2 separate regions of the Mus musculus genome follow, and region 2 is linked to region 1. Evidence: chromatin loops called from intact Hi-C (ENCODE). Cell type or tissue: heart. All regions are shown on one strand. Each heading gives the region's core, and the rest is flanking DNA. Links, peaks and the distances in the headings are about the cores only.

Region 1 (7,956 bases), core at 3,288-5,787:
GCTCTGTAAGGTGCTGGGGACACAGCAAGATAGACCCATCAGCCTGCCTTCGAGAATGGGGAAACAATGAACGTGCCATGGGTGGTTTAGGGGTGATGGGAGGGAAAAGCAAGAGGAACAATAGAGACTGAGGAGAGATGGGGACATAGTCAGAGCCAAGGTGGACACAGGTCCTGATGTAGGTGTCCCGGTCCATTTTCTGTTATCTTAACGATACCACAGAGGGAGTAATTTTTAAAGGTCAAAGGTGTATTTGGATCTCCATTCTGGAGGCTGAACATGTGGCCATAGCTGGCAAGGGACACCCTGGCTGCAGGTATGGAGTCCCAGCGTGCCACATGGCAAGGCAAAAGTCCCTGCCCAGGTCTTGCCTCTTTTTCTTAAAAAGCCACAGACCCATTTTGTTAGAGCCACACCCTCATCTCTTTAATGAACCTTTCTTATTTCCCAGAAGTCCTACCTCCAAATACCACAGTCAAATTCATTTTCCACTTACCTCATGTTTCCCAACAGGACTTAAATTTCACATGAGTTCTGGCGGGGCCATTCAAGCCACAGCACAAATGTCATGTGAACAGACACTCAGATCACAAGTAAAGCCAACGGGAATAAACATTTCAGACAAAGGAGATGTAATGTCAAAGCCCTGAGGCTGGGTCTTCATTGGTGTGGAGATCTAGACAGAGACAAACCATCTAGAAGCATCTTGGAAATAAGATATCAGGATATGGTCCAGAATGAGGGCGGAGTCTCTAGGATATTTGAATAAAAGATTCTAAGTTTGATCTCAATCTGTGTGTGTGTGTGTGTGTGTGTGTGTGTGTGTGTGTGTGTGCACATGCATATGTAGATCAGAGGTCAAAAACCTTGGGTGTCATTCCTCAGGAACTGTCTACCTCATTTTTTCTCTTTCTCTTTTTTAAAACTAGGTCTTTTGCTGATTTAGAGGCTAGGCTGGCTAGCACAGTACCCTAAAAATCCACTAGACTCCACCACCCCAGTGCTGGGATCACAAATGGGTGCCAGGGTCTCTCTTTTTTTTCCTTTAAAATCTTGGGTCCCTGTGCTTTAGTGACAAGCACCTTATAGAGTGAGCCCTCATCCCCAGCTCTCTGACTTCAGTATCTAAAAGTGTAGCCTGGCAGCAATGTGGAGATTGGCTATGGGGTGGAGACAGGGCAGAGACAGAAATATTTGGTGTGACTGACAGTCCACATGGGATGGCAGTGTGTTTGTGATGTCTCTCATGACAGTTCTAATAAACCTTAAATACATGGGTAGATGACATTTTTAGCAAGGGTTTATATAGCACTCGGCAGGGTTCTCTAGTTTCCGAATTCCCAAGTTAAGGTAGTGTTTCGGAAAAGCTGATGGACCATTTTAGCCTCCCTGGGACTGAGGAGTGGACATGGCACAAGCAAGAATTGACCCTGAAGGGTTAAGAAAGCTGGCTGAGCAGGAAAACATTTTGCTAACGTCCAGGGTGCACAGGGGCTGCATAACTGTGTCCTTGAAATGTCAAAGGCACGCTTGCTCGCTTGCCCATTAACATCCAAGCATGGAGCTACCTTTCACAGATATCCTTCAAGGACATGATGGATACAGTAAGGTTGGAGACAGTCCTAAGACTGTGAAGGCTACTGGTGACAATGGGGAACAGTCTCTGTGTCTACTTTTTGCTGACTGTAGCCATTAATATAGCCTTTTTTCCCCTTTCCTTTTGTTTTCCTTTTTTTTCTTCCCCCAGGCTTTCGGGCAACCATGTCTTTATGTGCATAAAGGACAGAGGTGTTAAAGGTTATTATTCAATGTAGCACATGCTGGAATCGGATTTGTCTTCTCCTTGGATATGAAGTGTCCACTTCAGGTCTGCTTCTCTGTAGAGAGCAGCCTGCTGAACACAGATTGATGCTCCAGGATAAAAATGGAATCTTTTCCAAGTAGGCTCTCACTGAGCAGGAATATGGCCGCGGCTCCTGACAGTGAGGAAATCCACATTCTAGCTGGGAGGAAGCAATCCAGAAACTCTTGAGTAGAGGGGCACTGGCCCGAGCGGGTGTGCTGCTCAACTGTGAGCCTCTATCACTTATCTTGGCAGATAGGAAATTGGAATTTGGGAGGGAACTTTTACATCAGTCTCTCGGATCCAATAATACTCCTGCTCCCTGCTAAGCCCCTACTTATGCTGCTCTCTGTTTAGAGGGCTGCTAAGGGCCTCGGGGCTGGAACTGCGGGTAGGGGACCGCCCATTGTCCCTTCTTGGAGCAGTTGGTGTTGCTTCCCTAACATCACTCGCCTCCGGTACTGCTTTCTCTCTTCCTGCCCTTCCCAGGGACACTTCAGTAAACCAGAATAGTGTGACTTTGCCTCATTGCCTGCTGTGTCCCTGTACCACCCTCATCTTATTTTATGTTGAAGTCCTCACGTGCTGGTTCAGGTTTTTGTCAGCTTCATACAAGCCAGGGTCATCTGGGGGAGGGAACCTCAAATCGAGAAATGCCTCCATCCGACTTCATTACAGGCAAGTCTATGGGAGGGAGCATTTTCACAATTAGTGGTTGATGTGAGAGAGCCGGGCACATTGTAGGCAGTGTCACCCCTGGGCACGTGGTCCTAGGTTGTATAAAAGGAGTAAACTGAGCAAGCCACAGAGATCAAGTCAGTAAGCATTGTCCTTCCATGGTCTCTGCTTCAGCCTCTACCTCCAAATGCCCACCTGGACCTCTTGCCCTGCCTTCCTTCATGGTGGGCTGTGCTCAGGGTCAAAAGAATCCTTTCTTCCCCAAATTGCTTTGGGCCATGATGGTTATCACAACATAGAAATCCAACTAGGACACCTAATCTCTAGTACGTGGTCCTGAGGAGGTGAGATCTGTAAGAGATCATTAATTAGGTCATGAGGGTGGAGCTCTTATGATTGGCAGTACTTTTAAAACATAGCGTGTGCACACACATATACAGAGGGAGAGGAGAAAGAGAGAAAGACAGAGAGAGAGAGAGACAGAGACAGACAGAGAGAGACAAAGAGAGTTACACACTAGACTTCTTCATCCCACTTCTCTCATATGAGGCTATGAAAAGAAATCAGCATGCCAGGAATGGAGCCCTCACCAGATCTGGGCTCTCCCTCACCCTGATCTTTAACTTCCCAGCCTCTGCAACTCTGAAGATGAATGTCCATTGTTTAACCTGCTCTGTCTGTGATCTGTGCCAAGTTTGTGGTATTGCAGCAGAGGAAGAGACCGAGTAAGAACACATGCACTTACTAAATAACCATAGGCAAGGCTTAATCTCTCTGTGCCTCTGTTTCCCTTTCTGTACAATGGGGATGTCAATCCCGTCCGGGTAGAGATTCTCTGTAACAGATGTTATGATGTACATTGTAGAGCAGCCTCACTACTGTTCATTGCTACTGTCCTAGTGTGCTTTCTGTTGATGTGATAAACACCGTCACCAAAGGCCACTAGGGGAGAGAGTGGCTTGTTATTTTATCTTACAGTTTACAGTCTATCACGAATGGAAGTCAGAGCAGCAACTCCAGGCAGGAGCTTGGGGCCAGGAACTGAAACCGAGGCTGTGGACGAGCACCACCACTCGCATGAGATTGGGCCCTCCCATATCAATTATTGCCTAGAGGCTGGCTTTTATGGAGGCGTTTTTGTCAGCTGAAGTTCCCTCTTCCCAGATGTCCCTAGCTTATGTCAAGTTGGAAAAAACAAAAGCCTAGCTATCTAAACAGCACACCTCCTGTAGCCAGCGAACGGGACGCATGGGTTGCTGTAGTATCTCATCAGAGGCTTCAACTTCAGTATGCAAACTATGGAGGTGCTTAAGAGGTGACCTGGGCTATAGTTGGCGTGTGGGAAATCATGGCAAAAGCTGTGATAGGTTGAAGAGAGCTGGAAATGCTGGGTCTCTGCTTCCATTCAGAGCTGTTCTGCCCCTAGCCCCTGGCAGCTGGTCTTTGTGGTAGCCAGTTGAACTGACTGGGGGCGATCTGCAATGCCAACCCATCAGTCTCCTGATCCCCTGGGCTGCTCCCTTTCACAAGCAAGCCACCACGAAAGCTGCCATCTGACAGTGACACTCGGGCACGGCAGGTGAAAACCAACAGTCAGCTGTGGGGTGAGCTTGACGGGAAGTTCAATCATACCATGAATTGATCAGAGTCCTCAGCCAGGGGTGGAGGGATTGCTCAACAGGTAAAGGTGCTTGCTGCCAAAGCCAATGGACTGAGTTTGATTCCTAGGACCCAGATAATGAAGAAGAGAACTATAACTACAAGAGCTGCCCTCTGATTCCCACATGGTATGGTGCCAAGTACCATGCCATGATGAATATGCCCCCTACTGCACATGAACACTAAGTAAATGTAGAACTAATGTTAAAAGGTCTTCCCAACCAGCCATAGAATGGCAAAAGATAACAATGGTTTTAATTTGTTTTGTTTTGTTTTGTTTTGTTTTTCGAGACAGGGTTTCTCTGTGTAGCCCTGACTGTCCTGGAACTCACTTTGTAGACCAGGCTGGCCTCGAACTCAGAAATCTGCCTGCCTCTATGTCTCAAGTGCTGGGATTAAAGGCACGCGCCACCACCACCCGGCATGGTTTTAATTTTTCAGCAGTCAGTTTGGAGTAGATATGAAGCCACAGACATTGGGAATTGGTTTTAGGGGAGAGGTGGTCTTCAAGCTATTACAGAAAGGGGGTGGCTAAGAATGGCTTGACAGGATGGTGAGGTGACAGAGGCTCTTAAGGGAAAGCCATCATGCAGTGGGGGTGGGGAAGAATTGAGTGAGCACCAGAGGCACCTGCAGAAGCTGAAGGCTGCTAGAAGGGAGGGTGGAATGAGGCCAAGAAAGCAAAGGCCAGAAGGCTGTCACTCCGAATTGCTGTGGCTTTGGGATAAGCTCTTCTCATTGTCAGGAATCAAAACTCATTCCTGCCCTTTCGAGTGAAGGGGCTTTGTGGGAAACAGCACTTGGACTTACGGATGGGAAGAAAGGACTCTGGGGGGATTAAGAACTTCAGAAAGATTGGACCTCCCAGGAAGATGGGGTTGAAGGCTGTGTACTCTACTCCGGAAACCCCTCACATGCTCTGTGAAGGCCACTGTGTGATGTGTAGCCCCAGCTGCCAGATATCCTAACTTCCTCTCTGGTCTCTTCCACCTTCTTTGGGGAGAAGGGATTCATAAGGAGCAAACAAGTCACAGCCCAGTGTCTGCACTCATGCTCTCCCCACAGGTCACAGCCCAGTGTCTGCACTCATGCTCTCCCCACAGGTCACAGCCCAGTGTCTGCACTGTGGTCTCCCCACCTGGACTGCTCTCCACAGGACTCCCTCCTCCTCATTCAACTCTTAACCTATATCAGATTCTCATCACCTGTTCAATCTTCTTCCTAGATCTTACGGCTCTTATCATTTCCCTTGAAAAATAGCTGTTTTCAAGAGGTATAGCAGTGCATCCTGGCACTCTGCAGGTTGAGGCAAGTGAATCTCTGAGTTTGATGACAGCCTGGTCTACATAGTGAGTTTCAGGCCATCCAGGGCTATGTAGAGAGACCGTCTGAAAAACAAAAACGTATGTATGTATGTATGTATGTATGTATGTATGTATGTATGTATGTATAGGATGGTTAGATGGCTCACTGGGTAACGATATGTGCCACCAAGAATCACAATCTGAATTTGATCCCCAGAACCCATTTGGTAAAAGGAGAGAACAGACTCCCACAGGTTGTCTTCTGACCTCCATATGCATGCCATGGTACGCGCGCGCGTGTGTGTGTGTGTATGTGTGTGTGTATATATATATATATATATATATATATATATATATATATATACATATATATATACACACATACACACATATATATGTATATATATATATATGTGTGTGTATATATATATATATATACACACATACACACATATATACACACACACACTAAATTAAAACGAACCTGCAAGGACTGGATGGACCTGGCCTTGGTTCTTAGCACCCACATCAGGCAAGTCACAACGACCTGTCACTCCAGGTCCAGGGTATCTGATGCCCTCTTCTTACATCCACAGGCATTTATGTGCATGGGGTGCACATAAACCCACACAGACCCACCTACATCCGCCTAAATAACCATAGGTAAACATTTTAATAAAGGTAAAAATATCTGTCTTTAGTTGCTTCCCTAGCAAGAAGGGCCCATTCCGTGATGACTGCACAGCGCCTGTTCAACGCTGGAAGCTCCTGGCATACGGTGGGTGCACAACACAAATAATGAGTGAACAAATACTTGAATCCCAGGCAGTAGTCTGGGGGCTTAAGGTATCTTGTTCCTCCTCAGCAGGAGGGATTTGTGGGTCTTTGGTCTAATTCTCCTCAGTTCTCCACCGCTGTTTGCTATTCCCAGGTCTTTCCTCACCATCTAGTCTGCTCCGTGACAGCTTTTGCTTCCCAGCTTGCTCTGACTCCCATCCACACCTCTCTGGAAGCCTGCATCAGCTCCTGCCCCTCCCCCACCCACCCTGGCTTTCAGCTTTCGAGGTGAAATCCCAGAGGCAGACTCCAATTAGGTCCGCCCATCACTGTCTGGGGAAGAGGTGACAAGCTTTGTCTTTTGGGTTTTGGCAGTGTTCTGGGCCCATCTTCCTTGCTGACTTGGTTATGGCCACAGGGTCAGCACATCTAACCCAGGGGAGAACTGTTATTTTGCTCCTCAGAGGTGCTCGGATATAGCAAGGTGGGATCGCAGGCTTCTGAGAGGGGCAGCTCCTTCGCATTGCCATGTTGGAAGGTGATGGAACCTTTAAGAGGTGGAGCTGCAGGGGGGCCGGGGGGGGGTATTAGACTAATTAGAACACAGAGGATATCACCTTTAAAGGGAGTCCAAACTGGTTTTGGTTTTTCAGTGGTAAATTTTGAGACACAGATGATCCAAGTAGGAATTTAGGAAGGAAGAATTCATTTTTGAGAGAAGGGTGTAACTGTTGCAAGATTAGGTTGCTCGAGAAGAGCAAGAACTGGCCTCTCCCCACGTTCTGGCTTCTGGCTGTCACATGATCCTTTCATATGCTCTCTTGCCATTGCTGCCTTCATCAGGAGACAAATTAGTCATTTTTTTTCCTAATCTTAGGCTCTCAGCCTCCAAAATGACGATAAACACCTTCCTTTCTAAGGTTGACAGCTCGGGGTTTTTTGATATAGTAAAAGAAAATGGACTAATACAGCCATCCTCGGAGTGAAATGGCTTAGTGATGGATATCACTTAGAAATGGCATATATAAGATCAGCCAGGAAGCCAGAGAGGGATAATGTCACAAACCATGTCAGGGACAGAGGTGGTGAGGAGCGAACTGAGGTGGTCTCAAACTGGAAGCTTTCTATCAGGTAGGCAAGACTGTATTCTGTAGAAAGCCTGGGTCGCAGACACAGGGTGAAACTGGGTGGTTAGGGTGGCACAGTATAGACCCGTGGTTCTCAACCTATCTAAAACTGCAACCATGTGATACAGTTGTGGTGATCCTCAACCATAAAAGTATTCGTGTAGCTAACTCGTAAGTGAAATTTTTGTTACTGTAATGAATGTAGAGATCTGTCTTTTACGATGGTGTTAATCGACATCCCCCCACCTGCCCCATGAAAAGGTCATTCAAGAATCACAAAGGGGTCCTGACCCACAAGTTGAGAAACGCTAGTATACAAGGAACTAAGCCAAGGGTAGATATCTGGAAAGATCTTTGCAGAAAGGGCAGACAAAAAACAAAAACAAAAACAAAACAACAACAACAACAACAAACCCTCAAGGAGTGAGTAGTCTAAACTGGAAATATTTGCAGGGTATCTTAGTACCCTATCACCGAAAAGCCTCTCTTAACTGCTCCAGCCCTCCACAGCACTAGGTCGGCAGCGGAGCCTGCACGAGACCACTCAGTAACAAACCGCGAGCATCCA
Region 2 (7,956 bases), core at 2,113-4,612, 370 kb before region 1:
TGCTTTGAGAGCCTTACTCAAAGTGACACAGAGGACAGTTACAGTCCCTCTGAACCTGCCCTCTGCAGGGTCCTCCAGTGACCTTACACATTACAAGCTTCTGGCCCAGACTTCTGCCTGTGACCATGTGGACCATTGCAAGTTTGGGGCACCGTGAATAAATACTTCAATTAACATTTCCTTATGCCCATCTCTTGTGTGCTTGTGAGAGTTTCACTAGAGTATTGGTCAAACTGTCATGCCTTAACCAAATAAACAGATAAGCAGGCCAGGAGGGCACTGTATGGTGAATCTTCGCTGTCAACTTGACCAGATTTAGAATCACCCAGGAGACCAGAGGTGCGTCTCTGCAGGTCTTAAAGGGGGTTAACTGAAGGTGAATGGCAAGATTCTGTGGTCTGGAGATCCAGACAGAATAACGGGGGTGGGGGTGGGGGTGGAGCGAGAGAGCGCGCAGAATGGCACGCCTCTGCCTCCTCGTTCCTGTGAGCAGGTCCACTGTGAGGGCCTTTCTCCTTACTCTCTGTGACTATGGGCTTTCCCCAGACTCTCCTGCCACAGGCAGTGCCACCATGCCTAGAACTAAGGCTCTGCAACCATGAACCCATTGTTCCTGCAGTGTGCTGTCACAATGATGACAAGGATGGAGTCTCGTGCCCATAAGCCTGCTGACAGAACTACCCCCACAGGATTGCACTAGGACACTAAAATTGCCCAAAGGGCACTGTAGACCGTGCAGGAAACACTTGTGTGGGTACGCCGCCCTTCTTTTCCTCCTTCCATCCTTACTCCCTCTACTCCCAACCCCACATCCCTGCTAGATCCTTTCCCAGATTCATGTTTTGCTTTGGTTTTGTGACTCATTTAGTTTTATCAGGGGCTTCGGTGCAAGCACTGGATTGGAGCTACCCACTGGAGCCTTGGGTGTGTGTGTGTGTCACCAGTGGATATACAACTGAAGATAGTGACTCACCCTCCCTCCTGCCCCCTGAATTATAGCAAATAGTCCAGCAGTGAGGAGCCACGTCCCTGGATCACGTCCTTCATCTACTGTCTGCCTGTTTGACAGGCTCTCTTCCGGGGCAGATTCTTATGAATCTATAAGAGCTCTTATGTTAAAAAAATTAACATACACTTTTTCTCAGTTTGCCTTTAAAAAAGATCCCCTTGCTTCAGCTACATTCATCACTCAATACCACAGTACACGGATCTCCACGGACTGTCCATCCCTGAGTAAATCCAATACAACGAAGAAGGGAGGTGTCCCTCTGTTACATTGATTTCAGAGTGGAATTGTCAGACCAAGGAAGCTACAAAAATGCAGCCTCATGGTTTACTGCCCAGTCGTTCTCCACAGTGAACAGCACCCAGTTAAACTCTCCCAGCAGGGCTAACAGTGCCTGTCACGTTGCGTCTCTTTTAGTGCTTCCAAATACTTTATGTGCTAAAGGAAAAGTGTTGTTAGCCTACAGTCTAAGGACTTAACTGTGGACAAGGCACTTCAACATCACCTGCCTGAGTCTCCACTCACTCTTCTAAGCACTTTCTGAGCTTCTGCTTCTGCCGATGAGGAAACTGAGATGTGCTCAGGGTCCTAGAGAGGTGGGGAGGATGCTGTTGGACACAAGACTGTCCACCCACTACTGAGCCCTGCCCACCTCCCACCAACTCCTCTCTAGTCCCAATGTCTTATTTCTGCAGAGAAGGGCAGCACTGTGTGAGGCAGTGAGGGGTACAGAGCCTTGAGCACACAGGTCTGCTCCCTAGAAGGGCCTCCAGAGGTGCCTTCGGGAACATGGCATGTCCCCTCTACTGCTGCGTTGTTTCCAGAACCTCGACATGTGTCCTTGAGGGAGAGGAGACTTGAGGACAAGTATTTATACATTTATTTTTTATTTTATGTGTATAGGTGTTTTGTGTGTGTGTGTGTGTGTGTGTGTGTGTGTGTGTGTGTGTGTGTATGTGTACTACATGAGTGTGGTACTCACAGAGGCCAGAAGAGGGCACCATAGAGCTAGAGTTCCAGATGGTTGTGAGCAGCCATGTGCATGCTGGGAATGGAACCCAAGTCTTCTAGAACAGCCAATGCTCTTAACAACTAAACCATCTCTCTAGCTGCAAGAAGGGTAATTTAGCTGCTCCAAGTTTCTGGTCATTGCTATACACTATTCTCAGTGCCAACTCTGTTTCATCTCATTTATTTCCTACTACTCTCTCCCCATCTTTCTGCCTAACAGGGAGTCTGTCTAACTCCTAGTCTCTCACACAGAACCAAGCAGATTAAATGACTTCTTTAAAGAGTACAGTTTATAGAGAGTATTCCCATACCCATTTTGCAGATGTAAGGAGGAAAGGTGGGGGGTCGTCACCCCTGTGTTCTTATTCCCACAGACACCCTTGGTCTTTTGCATTGGTTTCTCCTCTTCTTTCTACATCAAGAGAGATGTCAAGGAGATGGAGCCTCAGGGGACGGAGCTTCAGTTTATGTTTCGACTCAAGGCTCCTTCGAAGCTGCCAATCATCCTGTGTGAGCTACCGTTCACATCTGACATCAGAACATCACAGCAACTGATCCCACATGGCCCTCACCTATAGCATTTCCTGTTATGACGTTATTAATTTTGTTTACCTAGCTGAGGCAGTGCTGATCCGGCACCCTCACTGTAGACTGTACTCTGTAAAGGAGTCATCTAATCTGCCTGATTCCGCGTGAGAGACCAAGAGTTAGACAGACTCCCTGTTAGGCAGAAAGATGGGGAGAGAGTAGTAGGAAATAAAGATGGAGAAGTTCCCAAGACGTAATCCTTCCTCAGCCTCCTTACTTGACACAAAAAACCAGGCAGCTTTTGTATCCCACCAACAGGTCCCCTGCTGACGGACTGGCTCAGCAAGTTCAAGACTGGATCAGAACATAGGAACACAATAGTTGCTGACCAAGCAACCATCTTGTCTGTCTTCAAATTGACCAACTGTAAGGTGGGAGGGGAAAATTCTCCGGAGCTTTTAAAACCCCAGCCCTCAGGACGAGACTGGGCTTCTGGATTTTCGAGTCGTCCCCCTGGCGCCTCCACCACCCCCGCTCCGTTGGCTTCTCAGAGGGTCTTTTTCTCAGTCGTCACCTGTGCTTTCTCCCCCCTCAATAAATGCCTTTCTCCAGCCTCTGGGTCTTCAGTGCTTGAGGTTTCTCTTTTGCTACCTGTTGCGCCGCAGAATTTTCCTGTCTTTGAATTCTTTTTTTTGTTTGTTTGTTTTGTTTTGTTGTTGTTGTTTGTTTTTGTTTTTGTTTTTCCCTTGACAGGGTTTCTCTGTATAGCCCTAGCTGTCCTGGAACTCACTCTGTAGACCAGGCTGGCCTCGAACTCAGAAATCTGCCTGCCTCTGCCTCCCAAGTGCTAACTGGCAGAGAAATCGAACCGGAACAAGACTCCTAGACTGTATCACGTGGGTGTCCTCCAGAACGTTGGTGTGAATCAATGTGACCATGCTTCGTGGTAAACACTTGGAGAGAGACCGGAGAGAGAGCCACCCGGGTTACTAAGAACTGAGATGAATTTCCTGAGGAGCTGTGTACGGGGAGAAAGAGAGAGACTCCCTCTAGTGGTCATCTGTGGGAGCACCAACTGGGAACTCGGTTGAAACAGCAGTTAAGGGACTTAATCTTTCTCAGTCCAGAGAAGAGTTGCCCACGTTGGCTTCTCTACCTTCGTGGGACTGTGTATTCACATTCCACTGTGGATGTCTTGATGAATAAGTACCAAATTCTAGTCCATGCGTGCATCTGTCTGTCTGTCTGTCTGTCTGTCTCTTTTCCTCAAGAGTGCAGCTCTGGGAATTGAAGCCAGGACTTTACCCATGGTGGGCAAACTGCTCTACCACTGAATGTCATCTCTAACCAGCACTCAATATATATTTTAATACTGCCTATCCATCCCCCCTAAGTCTGTTATCAATATTGACCTGTGATTCGCCCAACAAGCCTATGAATGATGTTGGGGATAGAGAATAGAAGACACACATGGGGAAGGATGAGAGAAGGGGGCTTGGTCTTCGTAGCTTTGGATGAGCCACTATCCCTTCTGAGTGCAGACTTTCTCCTGTGACTGTTTTAAAGTCACCCATGCTCCTGTCCTTAATTCCCCACTCCTTGCTCTGTAAGTAATCCTAACCAGTCATTGGTTTACCCAGAGCGAACGTTAGTGGAATCACTTTGCGTTGTCATTGGGACCCTGGGAGGAGGAGGAGGAGGAGGAGGAGGAGGAGGACTAGGAGGAGGAGGAGGACTAGGACGAGGAGGAGGAGGAGGTGTTGTTGTCGTCCGTGTGTCCTCCATGGGAGGAACTTTAATAACAGAGGCACTTTGAGAAAACGTGACTTAGACTACCCTTCTCTGTGTACGCTTGTTTGTGTGTGCTCGCGCAAGCGCAAGACATGCGCATGCGTATAGAGCGGGTGGTCACTGCCTTTGTCCCTCAAGTGCCATCCACCTCATTTTCATGAGACAGGGTCTCTCATTGGCCGAGAACTCACCTAGTGAGCTAGGCTGGCTGGCCAGTGACCCTCCAGAATCTGCCTGTCTTCACCTCCCCAGCACTGAAATTACACATGCGCACTGCTACAACTTGGCTCTCTGGAACAGGTTCTGGAGGGATTCGAATTTGGCCCTCATGCTTGCAAGGCACATTTACTGACTGAGCCATCACCCCAGCCCTTTGCCCATGGTTTCTTGACTTTCTTTATAGAGAAGGCACCATAGATATCCCACCATTTAAGAAATCAATCTGGTCCCAGGAATGACTCGAATACAGTCATCTAAAGTGATTCTGATTTAGGGACCAGTTCTCCTGCCCACGGTGCTTCTGTGAGATGTAGCTGTGGGTCCAGCGCCAACCAGCCCCGGCCAGTGATGCAGCAGAACTGAGAGCTGAGATGACCAGGATGGCAGCCTGAAATATCCGTGTGGGACTGCAACACTCTACTCAACAGCACCCCACCTGCCTCCCTTGCCTGAGAAGTCCGGTTGCCCTGGTGATGGACAGCTGGGGAGTAGCATGCAAAGATACAGAGACAGGCTTGGAAATCTTCATGGAGGGCGGTTGCATCTCTAAGTCCACCTGGGTCAAGATGCTGACTCTGGAGGCAAGATGGATGCTCTGTGAACAGGACTGATCCTAAGGGTAAGCAGACAGACGGAGCCTGCACTTCATTACATTGTCCTGTTGGTAATTCACATGTAGGTGTGGGCCTGTAGCCGAAATGGCTGGCCACCCCAGGTTCTTTTCTATATGGATGTTTTGGTCTCAGACAGTGATCTGCCTGAGCTTGAACCATTCTGCTTTGCCTATAGAGAGGACAGGGAAGCTGGGCCTGGTGGAACAGGCCTGTATTCCCAGATACCTTAGAGGCTAAGGTGAGAGGGTGACAGCTTCAAAGCTTGCCTGGAGCTTGCTTGAAATTTCAGGACAGTTTAGGTAGTGTAGGAAAAAGGGGGGGGGTGTGAAGATGCAGCTTTAATGGTGGAGCACTTGCCTAGTATGTGGGAAGTCCTAGATTCATTCTTGGGTGGTTGGGTGGGTAGGGGAGAGAGACAGAGACAGAGACAGAGACAGACAGAGACAAACTGACTGAGAGGGACACAAAGAGAGACAGAGAAAGAGAGAGAGAAAGACACAGAGAGACAGACACAGACAGTGACCAGGACACAAACAAACAGAAAGAGAGTCAGAGAGAAATGGAGACAGAGAGACATAGAGAGAGAAACAAACAGAGACAGAGACAAACTGACCAAGAAGGACACAGAGACAGGGAGAGAGACAGAGAGAAATAGAGACAGAGAAAAAGAGAGAGATAAAGACACAGAGAGACAGACACAGGCAGTGACAGAGACACAGAAAAATGAGAGAGAGAGAGAGAGAGAGAGAGAGAGAGAGAGAGAGAGAAGACTTGACTTGCATGAGACAGTGTCTGTTTACAGCCTTCATCATTGCCCCTCACCCTGGAGACCAAGTTGGGAGAGCCATGGGCAGCCGGCCTTCTCTCCTCATCACCATTGTGTCCACTCCTAAGCTCGCTGTGTGGCTTTGGGAGGGAAGGTTTGGAAGAGCTGGAGGAAGCAGCCATGCTCAGGGCCAGCCCTCAGCCTCTGAGGCCTCCTTGTTGGCTTTGTGTCATTATTCTTTGTTTGTTTGTATGAGGCTGGATCTCTGTAGCCCAGGCTGGCCCCAGAACAGGAGACGGTCTCCTGATGAGCTTCCCAATTGTTGGGATTATAAGCATGAACCACCACGTATCATGGCCCGTCTAGGGCTCCTTAGGCTTCCATTGTGATTCAGCTTCTCAATTTAGAGGAAATACCTGTTTCAAAAACACGGGGGTGGGCTGGTCCCTGTGGCTATACTGGTTTACCTAGTCCTCGCAGGAGGAAACCTCAAGCAGGAAGCCACCACCACTGGGATTCCTTTACTGCACAACTCTGCCTCAGGCAGGAGACATGGCGAGATTCAAAGCTGGGTCTTCAGGAGAAAGCAGTCTCACAGAAGTCCTGTGCAGAAATAGCCACAGTGGCCAACATGGTCCCCCCTGAGCCACATGCGGGCTAGGTACAGGTCAGGACTGTCAGTTCTGTGTGGGAAGAGTCACTTGTGCATTGCTGTGTGGGTCACTGACTCGGTGAGCAGACACTGAGTGAGCAGACAGGCTAGAGAGGGCCAGTTCAGCAGTGAGCAGGCAGAGAGGACCCCTTTCCCTGGTGGTGACAATGTGATGTAACTGTCACGTTGATGGTTTTCCTTCACTCTGTATCCTCTGTCTTCTGGAGGAACTTGTAGATGGCAGGGAGTTCAGCTTTCTGTTTCCACAAGACTTGTGTACCTGGACTCCTCCGTTGTACATGTTCAGGAAATAGTGAAGGAATGAATTGTGTACATTCATTCTGGCATCTCCTCGGGCCAAGTGCTGGTAATATTATAGGTGAGAGAGTCTGGGCCCTAGCTCCAGGGCTCCTGGTCTGGCCAGGAGAGCCAGTAGAGTACACAGCTACTTCACAATCCTGTGCCCTCAGGATGATGTAAGCACAGAGGGGCTAGGCCATGATAATCCAGGAAGGCTGAGAATCCTGGAGGAGAAATTTTTTCTGAGCAGTGGATTGGTGTAGTGACATTTTGGGAATTCTGGAATTTTGACTCCTTTAAAAAACAGAGACAAATTATAAGGATGTGCTTTCATTTTAATCCCAAGTGTGGGCTGTGGGGCTGCTTTAGACACAGCAGCTGACTATGATTTGCCTCGTGCTCTAGCAGAAGCATGGTTTTGCCAGCTGCAGGTAATTTCTGCAATTGTGTGATGTTTGGAATTCCCTGAGGGGGTGGGTAGGTGGGGGTGGTTGATGATCTTTTAGGAAGGTTTGTTGTGGTTTGTTAGTACCCATGGTCAAAGAAGAAACAAACAGAAAGAAATTAGATTCTGGGATTCTCTCTCTCCCCTTCTCTCACTCTCTCTCTCTCTCTCTCTCTCTCTCTCTCTCTCTCTCTCTCTCTCTCTCTCTCTCTCTCTCTCATTTCCCCTCTATATCCTTGTTTCTCTCCTATCTAATGTTAGGTGGTAAAACAGTGGGGATAAAAGGTGGGAAAAAGAAGAAGCTACAAAGTAGCAAAGACGAGGTACAGGTTGGGGGTTGGAAAGGTTCAGAGACGGAGGAGAATACTAGCCTTTAGGGAGCCCAGTTACTGTGTGCTGGGAGGGGACGCTGAAAAGAAAGGAACATGGCTGACCTGTTAGGGGACCCAGGAAGGATGCCGCGCTGTTTCTACTGGCCTTTCCTTCCCTATTTCTCAAATTCAAGAGCATGTTTCCGTCTGTGTTAAATAGGCCACCGGGTCAGTCATGCCTGCAATTACATATTATAAACATACTTGAGAAAGATGGCGGCTGAGATGAATTGAGCACCACCCAATTGATGCC

The links. A loop is a pair of places that touch in the nucleus more often than their neighbours do. Peaks named below come from ENCODE experiments on the same cell type or tissue, not always from the same donor. Only the 100,000 strongest peaks of a DNase experiment are listed, where the experiment ranks them.
Region 2: a loop joins it to region 1, with 2.1 times the contacts of the local background. A loop is called at or near these places in 2 of 42 quality-filtered maps.

What each region holds. Positions count from the first base shown.
Region 1 is chr5:53,250,188-53,258,143 of GRCm38, forward strand. No RefSeq gene overlaps it. Among named protein-coding and RNA genes, the nearest start is that of Gm30519, 7.3 kb to the left of the region's middle. In heart, for the core only: no CTCF peak of the experiment used is centred there; no DNase peak of the experiment used is centred there; H3K27ac peaks cover 441 bases.
Region 2 is chr5:52,883,704-52,891,659 of GRCm38, forward strand. Gm30241 (a long non-coding RNA gene) reads left to right here and starts at 1,105. Exons shown (of 3, transcript XR_376955.4): 1 at 1,105-1,873; 2 at 2,392-2,527; 3 at 2,864-3,159. In heart, for the core only: a CTCF peak has its summit at 3,609 (motif pointing left); no DNase peak of the experiment used is centred there.